Linked DNA regions of Homo sapiens: region 1 is linked to region 2. A link is an interaction called in ENCODE POLR2A ChIA-PET data of the cell type or tissue named here. Cell type or tissue: B cell. All regions are shown on one strand. Links, peaks and the distances in the headings refer to the core of each region. The heading gives the core; the rest is flanking DNA.

The links. Peaks named below come from ENCODE experiments on the same cell type or tissue, not always from the same donor. Only the 100,000 strongest peaks of a DNase experiment are listed, where the experiment ranks them.
Region 1: POLR2A ChIA-PET joins it to region 2 with 5 read pairs; 2 of 35 experiments call an interaction of 5 or more read pairs at or near these places.

What each region holds. Positions count from the first base shown.
Region 1 is chr19:10,322,473-10,327,839 of GRCh38, reverse strand. It overlaps RAVER1 (ribonucleoprotein, PTB binding 1), which reads left to right. Exons shown (of 13, transcript NM_133452.3): 4 at 4,274-4,465; 5 at 4,566-4,695; 6 at 5,101-5,195. Among named protein-coding and RNA genes, the nearest start is that of RAVER1, 8.4 kb to the left of the region's middle. In B cell, for the core only: no CTCF peak of the experiment used is centred there; no DNase peak of the experiment used is centred there.
Region 2 is chr19:10,749,802-10,755,168 of GRCh38, reverse strand. All of the region lies in intron 1 of DNM2 (dynamin 2), which reads right to left. LOC124904637 (a long non-coding RNA gene) reads left to right here. Exons shown (of 2, transcript XR_007067139.1): 2 at 1-52. Among named protein-coding and RNA genes, the nearest start is that of MIR4748, 28 kb to the left of the region's middle. RefSeq lists an enhancer at 3,997-4,618. In B cell, for the core only: no CTCF peak of the experiment used is centred there; no DNase peak of the experiment used is centred there; H3K27ac peaks cover 3,474 bases.

The DNA of each region.
Region 1 (5,367 bases), core at 195-5,194, 430 kb after region 2:
GCCCCCAGAAGGTCTTGATCCCCAGAGATCCCAAAGGGGACATTCCCCCAGCACTCGCTGTGGACTCTGAGTACGTAACCTTCAGTTGCTTCATCCTGTAGCAACCCTGAGAGGCAGGTATCACTCCCATTTTCAGGTGAGGATACCAAGGCACAGAGGGGTCAAGTAACTTGCCTAGAGTTAAACAGCCAGGGTCTGGCAGAGCTGGGATCAGAACACCGCAGCCTAGCTCCAGAGCTTGGGCCAGTGAGCGGAGGCCAGTGCAGAGGCTTAAAAGGGGTAGGCCTGGCCAGGTGCAGTGACTCACACCTGTAACCCTAACACTTTGGGAGGCTGAGGCGGGCGGATCCCTCGAGCCCAGGAGTTCGAGACCAGCCTGGGCAATATGGTGAAATCCTCTCTATACAAAAATTAGATAGGTATGATGGTGTGCCTGTAGTCCCAGCTACTCAGGAGGCTGAGGTGGGAGGATTGCCTGATTCTGGGAGTCCGAGGCTGCAGTGAGCCATGATCGCACCACAGCACCATGACACTACAGCCTGAGCAACAGAGCTAGACCCTTATCTCAAAAACAGAGAGACAGTCCTGGGCTCGGACCCCCAGCTCTGTGGGCTTGAGTGGGTCCCTCTCGTGTAAGTGGGGTATTGGTGCCCCATTTAAACTAGGTGTCTGTTGGGAGGCAGAGGCAGGAGGATCACTCGAGACCAGGAGTTCAAGACTAGCCTGGGCAAGATAGTGGGACACCATCTCTATATTTAAAACAAGAAACAGGCTGGGTGAGGTGGCTCATGCATGTAATCCCAGCACTTTGAGAGGCCGAGGCAGGTGGATCACTTGAGGTCAAGAGTTCAAGACCAGCCTGGCCAACATGGTGAAACCCTGTCTCTACTAAAAATACAAAAAAAATTAGCCAGGTGTGGTGGTGCAGGCCTGTAATCCCAGCTACTCAGGAGGCTGAGGCAGGAGAATCGCTTGTACCTGGGAGGTGGAGGTTGCAGTGAGCTGAGATCACGCCACTGTACTCCAGCCTGGGTGACAAAGCAACACTGCATCTCAAAAACAGAAAAAAAAAAAAAAAAAAAAACAGGCCAGGCGCAGTGGCTCACGCTTGTAATGCCAGCTCTTTGGAGGCCGAGACGGACGGATCACCTGAGGTCAGGAGTTTGAGACCAGCCTGACAAACATGGAGAAATCCCGTCTCTACTAAAAATACAACAAAAAAAAAAAGGTAGCCAGGCATGGCGCCACGCGCCTGTAATCTCAGCTACTCAGGAGGCTGAGACAGGAGAATTGCTTGAACCCAGAAGACTGCGGTTGCGGTTAGTGGAGATCGTGCCGCTGCACTCCAGCCTGGGCGACAGAGCGAGACTCCGTCTCAAAGAAACAAAAAAAACAAAAACTGAGTATCCATGAGCCACGGGAACCCCCTCTCTGTTTACTTATCATTCATCCATTCTGCTGCTTTCTCTTGGACACCTGCTACGTACCAGGCCTGCTATGTACCAGGCCGCCTGTGCGGGCTCAGGACAGAAGATGAGTTAGCACAATGGCCTCACCTTTCTTTTATTTTATTTTATATTTTTTTAAGACAGAGTCTTGCTCTGTCACCCAGTCTGGAGTGCAGGGGCGCGATCTTGGCTCACTGCATCCTCCGCCTCCTGGGTTCAAGTGATTCTCCAGCTTCAGCCTCCCGAGTAGCTGGGATGACAGCGCCTGACACCACACCCAGCTAATTTTTGTGTTTTTAATAGAGATGGGGTTTCGCCGTGTTGGCCAGGCTGGTCTTGAACTCCTGACTTCAGGTGATACACCTGCCTCGGCCTCCCCAAGTGCTGAGATTACAGGTGTGAGCCACTGCGCTGGCCTGGCCTTACCTTCTTATGTGGAGATCAAAGGTCACAGGGTCATGACCAGCTACAGGTACTCTCCTAGCCTGTTTCCACATCTCAAAATGGGGCTGGCAGTGCTTCATGATCAGGTTGTTGTGAACAGCTGCCCATTCATTCCTCCACTCGAACATTCACTAAACTTAATTTTTTTTTTTTTTGAGACAGGTTCTCAATCACCCAGGCTGGAGGAGTACACTCCGGCCTCGACCTCCTGGGTTCAAGAAATCCTCCTACCTTGGCCTCCCATGTAGCTGGGGAACTACAGGAATGCATCACCATGCCCAGCTGATTTTTAAAATTTTATGTAGAGGCCGGGCACAGTGGCTCATGCCTGTAATCCCAGCACTTTGGGAGGCTGCGGCGGGCAGATCACTTGAGGTCAGGAGTTCGAAACCAGCCTGGCCAACATGGTAAAACCCTGTCTCATGGCACGGTGGCTCACGCCTGTAATCCCAGCACTTTGGGAGGCCGAGGTGGGTGCATCACGAGGTCTGGAGATCGAGGCCATCCTGGCTAACATGGTGAAACCCTATCTCCATTAAAAATACAAAAAAAAAAATTAGCTGGGTGTGGTGGCATGTGCCTGTGGTCCCAGCTATTTGGGAGGCTGAGGCAGAAGAATCACCTGAACCTGGGAGACAGAGGTTGTGGTGAGCCAAGATCCCACTACTGCATTCCAGTCTGGGTGGCAGAGCGAGACTCCGTCTCAAAAAAAACAAAACAAAAAACAAAAACCCTGTCTCTATTAAAAATAGAAAAAAAATTAGCCAGGCGTGGTGGTAGGTGCCTTTAATCCCAGCTACTCGGGAAGCTGAGGCAGGAGAATTGATTGAACCAGGGAGGTGGAGGTTGCAGTGAGCCAAGATCATGCCACCGCACTCCAGCCTGGGCAACAGAGCGAGACTCCCTCAAAAAAAAAAAAAATTATGTGAAGATGGGGTCTCCCTATGTTGCCCAGGCTGGTCTGAAACTCCTGTGCTCAAACGATCCTCCTGCCTTTGCCTCCCAAAGAGCTGGGATTATAGATTCGAGCCACTGGGCCTGGTCTCACCAAACATTTGTTGAGCATCTGATGAGTAGCAGGCGTTGAAGTGATGTCCTCCGAGGAGCCCACCTTTAATGTTAGGTGACCCAGCTGAATGGAGGGTGGGCTTGACAGTGAAGCAGCTTGAGGTTCACACATCAGTCCCTCGACTTAGGAATTGTGTGGCCTTGATCACTCTGTGACCCCTCTGAGTCTCTCTCTGTTCATCCCTAAGATGGGTGTGTTTATGGCCGGGCACAGTGGCTCACGCCTGTAATCCAGCACTTTGGGAGGCCAAGGCAGGCGGATCGCTTGAGGTCAGGAGTTCAAGACCAGCCTTGCCGACATGGTGAAACCTCATTTCTACTAAAAATACAAAAATTAGCTGGGCGTGGTGGTGCACACCTGTAATCCCAGCTACCAGGAGGCTGAGGCAGGAGAATCACTTGAACCCAGGAGGTGGAGGTTACGGTAAGCTAAGTTCACATCACTGCACTCCGGGGTGACAGAGCAAGACTCTGTCTCAAAAAAAACAAAACAAAACAAAAGCCGACAGGTTTGGTTATGGGAGATCTGTGCCCAGACCTTGGCACAGGGCGTGGGCAGAGGTGAAGGGCTGCTACCTGCACCTTTGCTGCCCGGGCATTCAGCAAGTGCCGGTGCCCAGCCCAACCACTTCCCTTAGCACTGCTACCTGGCTTGGCCACTGTCTGGAACGAGAGCCCTTCCTTCCCCACCCGTTGCTGATTATCTCTTTTTTTTTTTTTTTTTTGAGATGGAGTTTTGCTCTTGTTGCCCAGGCTGGAGTGCAGTGGCGCGATCTCGGCCCACCGCAACCTCTGCCTCACAGGTTCAAGTGACTCTCTTGCCTCTGCCTCAGCCTCCCAAGTAGCTGGGAATACAGGCATGTGCCACCACGCCTGGCTAATTTTGTATTTTTAGTAGAGACGGGGTTTCTCCATGTTGGTCAGGCTGGTCTCGAACTCCCGACCTCAGGTTATCTGCCCGCCTCGGCCTCCCAAAGTGCTGGGATTACAGGTGTGAGCCACCGCATCCGCCCGTGGCCTTGGCTTTGTTGGTGAGGTGGCTCCCAGCTCCGCCCTCCCTCCAGCTGTGTGGCCTTGGGTGCGCTGACCTCTCCGTGCCTCAGTTGCCTTCTCTGAGAAATGGGTATGATGCAGCCTCCCAGGGTCATTGGGAAAATCAGATGAGCTGATGCAGGAATGAGGCACAGGGCAGTGGAGGCCTGGCGTGGAGTTCACCCTTATGGGGCAGCTGAGTCTGGTTACGGTTGTCACTTCCCGGGGTGGTGCAGTCACTGCTGCCCAGATGCTCATGACTGCCTGCCTTCCTCCGGCAGCTGGCGTGCGGCCAGGATGGGCAGCTGAAGGGCTTCGCGGTGCTGGAGTATGAGACGGCTGAGATGGCGGAGGAGGCACAGCAGCAGGCGGACGGCCTGTCCCTGGGGGGCAGCCACCTGCGAGTCTCCTTCTGCGCCCCTGGGCCCCCCGGCCGCAGTATGCTGGCCGCTCTCATCGCTGCCCAGGCCACGGTGAGCCTGTGCGGGCAGAGGTGGCGGGGTGGGGATGGGAGCCCCATGGGGATGTCAGGGCCCCAGCGGCACTCTGAGCTGCTTCTGTTCCTTCCTGCAGGCCCTCAATCGGGGGAAGGGACTCCTCCCCGAGCCCAACATCCTGCAGCTGCTCAACAACCTGGGCCCATCCGCGTCCCTCCAGCTGCTGCTCAACCCCCTGCTCCATGGCAGTGCGGGGGGGAAGCAGGGTAAGGTGGGGCTGGACAGGGGCCCCACTGTGCAGAACAGGGGCTGCAGCGCTGCCCCCGGCACTTCCCGAAACTGCTCATCTTGGCTGCAGTGACAGGAGCCCCAGGAGTAGGGCCGAGGGGGAGTATGGAGTCATAGCGGGGGCTGCTGCTGTCCACAACTGGGGGCCGGGACCAGGGCCACACAGCAGCCTGCAGTGAGGTGGGGTGCTGACAAGAGGGGGCTGACCTTCACTGGAGTAGCCTCTGCCCCTTCTAGGCCCTTCCTTTGGGCAAGTCCACTGCCCACCCCCCGGCCCCAGAGTGTCAGTTTCCTGCCCCATCAATGGGTTCAGGGCTGTGTTTCGTGAGGTGGGGCAGGGAGGACACAGGGACCCCCACACATCCTCCTATGTCTCCCTCCAGGCCTCCTGGGTGCCCCCCCAGCCATGCCGCTGCTCAATGGGCCAGCCCTGTCCACGGCGCTGTTGCAGCTCGCCCTGCAGACCCAGGGCCAGAAGGTAACACACGCATCCCCCTCACCCACTGCTCTACAGCCCCTACAGGCTCTTTTCAACACAGCTGGTGCGATCGGTGGGGTGGGGGGACCTCTGGCTGTGCCCTGGGGGCGCAGAACCAGGGTGAGGGCGACTCCCCCAAACCCCTGCCTTTCCCACCCACATCCCCATCCCC
Region 2 (5,367 bases), core at 145-5,144:
GGGTCTTCCTAGCTTGAATTTATTACAAATAAAGCTGTTCTGAACATTCTCATATGCGCTTTTTGTAGACACATGTCCTTGTTTCTCTTGCTGAGTCACAGGGTGGACTTGAACTTGAACCGGCAAAGCTAGTCTCTGGAGATAGAAATCAGGGCAGTGGTTCCCTTTCGGGAAATGGACTAGAAGGGGCAGGAGGGACTTTCTGAGACCATGAAGAAGTCCTGCATCTTGATCTAGCCAGTAGGTACCAAGGTACAATCATTTATTAGAAAATCAAAACTTGCAGCAGTGGCTCACACCTGTAATCCCAGCACTTTGGGAGGCCAAGGTGGGTGGATCACTTGAAGTCAGGAGTTCGAGACCAGCCTGGGCAACATAACGAGCCCCTGTCTCTACAAAAAGTAAAAAGTAATTCACTGCGGATGGTGGCATTCCCCTGTAGTGTCAGCTACTCGGGAGGCTGTGGCAGGAGGATTACTTGAGCCCAGGAGACTGAGGCTGCAGTGAGCCATGATTGCGCCGTTGCACTCCAGCCTGGGCAACAGAGGGAGACTGTCTCCAAAAAAGAAGAAGAAGAAGACAAGAAAATCAAGGTATATGTTTAAGATTTATGCGATTGGCCAGTTGTAGTGGGTCACGCCTATAATCCCAGCACTTTGGGAGGCTGAGGCGGGCAGATTATGAGGTCAGCAGATCAAGACCATCCTGGCCAACACGGTAAAACCCCGTCTCTACTAAAATACAAAAAATTAGCCAGGCGAGGTGGAGGGTGCCTGTAGTCCCAGCTACTCAGGAGGCTGAGGCAGAATCGCTTGAACCTGGGAGGCGGAGGCTGCAGTGAGCTGAGATAGCGCCACTGCACTCCAGCCTGGCAACAGAGTGAGACTCCGTCTCAAAAAAAAAAAAAAAGACTTAAGCGATTAACTATATCTAACTGAAATCTCAGGAAAAGGTCACAAGTCAAGGAGAACATGTTCGTGAAGATTCAGATACAAAAGTACAGGGTGGACATTCCATTAAAATTTGCCCACAGAATTGTTACAACCCTGTTAGTTTCTCAATAAGACGAAAAATTCAGATCTCAAAGAATTTTAAAGCCCAGCAACAGGGGACTAGTTAAATATAAATTACGTTCAACCTAAGGAAGCTGACTGAAAATATGTTTTCTTTTTGAAAACATATATTTTCAATCACCTTATATATAAGATATATTGCTGGGCATAATGGCTCACGCCTGTAATCCAAACACTTTCAGAGGCCGAGGTGGGTGGATCGTTTGAGGTCAGGAGTTCGAGACCTGCTTGGCCAACATGGTGCAACCCCATCTCTACTAAAATTACAAAAATTAGCCAGGCGTGGTGGTGGGTGCCTTTAATGCCAGCTACTCAGGAGGCTGAGACAGGAGAATCGCTTGAACCCAGGAGGCAGAGGTTGGAATGAGCTGAGATCGCGCCATTGCACCAGCTTGCACAACAAAGAGCGAAACTCCGTCTCGGGGGAAAAAAACAAAACAAAAACCTTTAAAATAGAATAAAATACGTGTATTTATATATAAATTATGGCCTATCCATGCTGCTATGCAGCAACAGACACACAAAAAGAGCCTGTCCTTTCTAGACATGTAACTCCCTTTTTGGTGTACTAAGTGAGAAAAAAAGAAAAGGTTTGTAGTGATCAGTTTTACTGAAGAAAGAAAAGGAAAGGAAGAAGAGAAGGAAAAGGGAAAGGGAAGGGGGAAGGGGAAAGGGAAGTGGGGGGGGGAAGGGAAGGGGGAGGGGGGAAGGGGAAGGAAAAGGTACAGAAGAAAGTCTGTACTTTGTGACTAAGACAACCAAAGGGAAACAAAACAGGACCCGGGGCGGCTGGGGCCTGGTGGGGAAGGAGCCACTGCATGTTTTCCGACATCTTTGAATTCCGCATCATACACACGCATTACTGAGTTCAAAACATTAGAGTAGCTAATAGCTATTCAACACTGACTCTATGCCAAGCAAGGCATTGAGAACTTTTCATGATTATTAACCTTTTTGATTTCTTTTTAAATAGAGACAGGGTCTCACTCTGCTGCCCTGGCTGGAGTGCAGTGGTAAGGTCACAGCTCACTACAACCTCCAACTGTAGGGCTCAAGTGATCCTCCCGTCTCAGCCTCCCAAGTAGCTGGGATCACAGGTACCCACCACCACCTTAAGTTTTTTGGTTTTTTTGTTTGTTTGTTTCTTTAACAGACAGAGTCTCACTGTGTCACCCAGGCTGGAGTGCAATGGAGTCCAAAGTGCTGGGATTACAGGCGTGAGCCACCACACCAGGCCACCTTAAGTTTCTTGTAGAGGCAAGGTCTCACTATGGTGTCCAGGCTGGTCTTGAACTCCCTGCAATGACCCCACTGCACCTGCCTATTAACCCATTTAACCATGACAGGATCCATTAAAATGGGTCTGCTGGCTCCATTTTACAGATGCAAATGAGGCCCAGAGGGTGGGGGCCTGCCCAGGGTCACACAGCATCTGGGGGTGGCATGAACATGGACTGAAGGCACAGGGCCTGAGCTGTCTAACCACCAGGGCACCTGGCCTTCTGAGCAAACACATCTTAGGCAGACCCTCCAGTAACTCCCAGCCAGGGCCCGGCTTTGGACCTCTGGTGTTTGCCTGTGGCCTGTGCTGTCCTGTGACTCCACTTTGTGTCTGAGGCGCCAGGCACTGTGAGGACAATGGTGATGCCCCAGACGCCACCAGCGCCCAGCTCAGACAACGGACAATCACAGCTTCAGAACATAGGGCGGGAGTGACGCCCAAGAGAACACAGAGCTGTGGGCACAGGCAGGAGAAGGTGACTTTCTGGGCCTGGGGTATTTGTAGTGTGGAATATGATGAGGTTTCTCTTCAAACAGGCTGATCAATCTTTTAATTCATAGTACCCCACACACACATACACACTCTTTTTTCCTTTTTCCTTTCTGGCTTTGTTAGATGCCCAGGCACGCCACAGTACCAGGCGTTACCAGTACCAGCTCACATTCCTTCCCTTATTTACAAAGAAGACTAACTTTCTAGTTCACTACAGACATCCCTTCCCCTTTCCTCTCTCTTTTACGTGCCCACCTTATCTACAAAAATTCAAATGTTTAGCCAACCAAAATTGGTTTAGATTGTATGACCCGACCCCGGCCAATGGGGAGAGGGTACAGGAGCAGGACTTGCATCAGGAATAAAGGCTCTCGTGTCCCTTTGTTCAGGTGTGCTCTCATGGCGACTGGCCAAGGACAAGCACCCCTCTGTACAGAAGTAAAATTGCTTTGCTAAAAATCCTTTGTTCGAGTGTTTAATTTCCTTAAAATTTTGAGTGTTATTCCGAACAGTTCTAAGTCGGGCACAGGAGGGCACAGCCTGGGCGACGGAGACGCAGCTCTCAGGGGAGAGTTTGAGGACAGGGCAGGGCAGGCGCAGAGGGCCTCGCATGCCAGGCTGAGAGCGCCAGGAGCCCTGGGACTTATCCGATTTTGCTTCTAAAAGTTCCCAGACTGCTGCATGCAAAGGGCACCAACATTCACCCTCGGCCTGGACTGCCTCCGAAATGAGCCCCCCAGAAGTCTCCTAGGAGCTTGGTGAGCAGGGGCCTGGCCCTAAGGGTTTTCTGGGACACAGCAGCAGGAGTACTTGGAGCCTTCCAGAAACCACCTCCCAAGCAGCTCTGCCTGGAACACTGACACTGGCCACTTAGCAGGAAGTGACTTTCCAGCCTCCGTCATCTACTTCCTCCTCGTTGATCCCATCCGCATTCTGAGAGTACTGAAATCTACCTACTCCTCTCCTCTCCCTTTGCTGCTGCTACAGTGCCCTCTGTGCACCCAGGCTGCCCTGCATTCCAGTCCCTGCTTGGCCACCTCTGTGCTGTGTGATCCTGGGCGGGCTTCCTGGCCTCTCTGGTCTAGGTTTCCCGTCAGTAAGACAGGGTAACCTTGCCAAGCTCAGAGTGATTCCGCTCGAATGACATTTCCTCAGAGACTTCTCTCACCCCCATTCACACCTCTCCCACCTCCACCCCCCATGCCTCATTTTTCTCTGTGGAACTAACACATGCTAAATGTCACTTAGCTGCATTTTGTTCTGGCTCACATACAGACCCCATACCCCCATCTGAGCTGTGTGGGGAGCTCACACACAGCTCCCCAAGGTGGGATCCTCCAACATTCCATCCCCAAAGCATAGAGTAGGGCTGGCACACAGGAGATGCACAATTAAGTAGTTTATTAACTTTTTTTTTTTTTGAGATGGAGTCTTGCTTTGTCACCCAGGCTGGAGTGTAGTGGCGCAATCTCAGCTTACTCCTGCCTCAGCCCCCCAAGTAGCTGGGATTACAGGCGCCCAGCACCACACCCGGCTAATTTCTTTGTATTTTTAGTAGAGATGGGGTTTTGCCATTTTGGCCAGGCTGGTCTCGAACTCCTGGCCTCAGGTGATCCACCTGCCTCAGCAGCCCAAAGTGCTGGGATTACAGGCATGAGCCACCGCGCCCGGCCTTATTTATTTTAGAGGCAGGATCTCACTCTGTGCCCAGGCTGCATCAGCAGCACAATCACAGCTTACTGCAGCCTCAAACTCCAGGGTACAGGCAAACCTCAGTCTCGGCCTCCTGAGTAGCTATGACTACAGGTATATGTCACCATGCTTGGCTAATTTTTTTTTTTTAGAGATGGCATCTTCCTATATTGCCCAGTCTGGAGTGCAGTGGCACAATCATACCTCACTGCAGCCTTGAACTCCCGGACCCTAGTGAACTTCCCACCTCAGCCTCCCAAGTAACTGGGACTGCAGGCACACACCACCATGCCCGGCTAATTTTTTTATTTTTTGCAGAGACAGGGTCTCGCTATGTTGCCCAGGCTGGTCTCAAACTTCTGGCCTCATGCAATCTTCCCGCATCGGCCTCCCAAAGCACCGGGATTACAGGTGTGAGCCACTGCACCTAGCCTAGTACTATTGCATCATTTCAGTACCTGGCCTCCTATCCATGGGCCCAGGCCAGGCCCCAGGGTCCTGGCCCAACCTCCCACCTTCCCCAGTGACCTTTCTAAAATGAAGATCCTGCCTCCAAGCTTCTCTCTTGCAGAAACCAAGTGACTGGTCCTAGCCCGTCCTGTCCAGTCCTAGTCCCAGTGCTGACCGGGTTCCCCAGCCCCACCCCCTGCACCTGCCTCCTCTGAGTTCTCTCTGGCACTGCTGGCCTTCAGGCCTTTGCAGGGGGTGTTCCCTCTGCCAGGAAACCCTCCCATAGGCCCTGCCTACCTGGCCATGGGCAGGTGTGATGGCTTGCGCCCCTCCCTCCCAAATACACACCCCTTCCCACTCCCAGCAAAACGGCCTCTG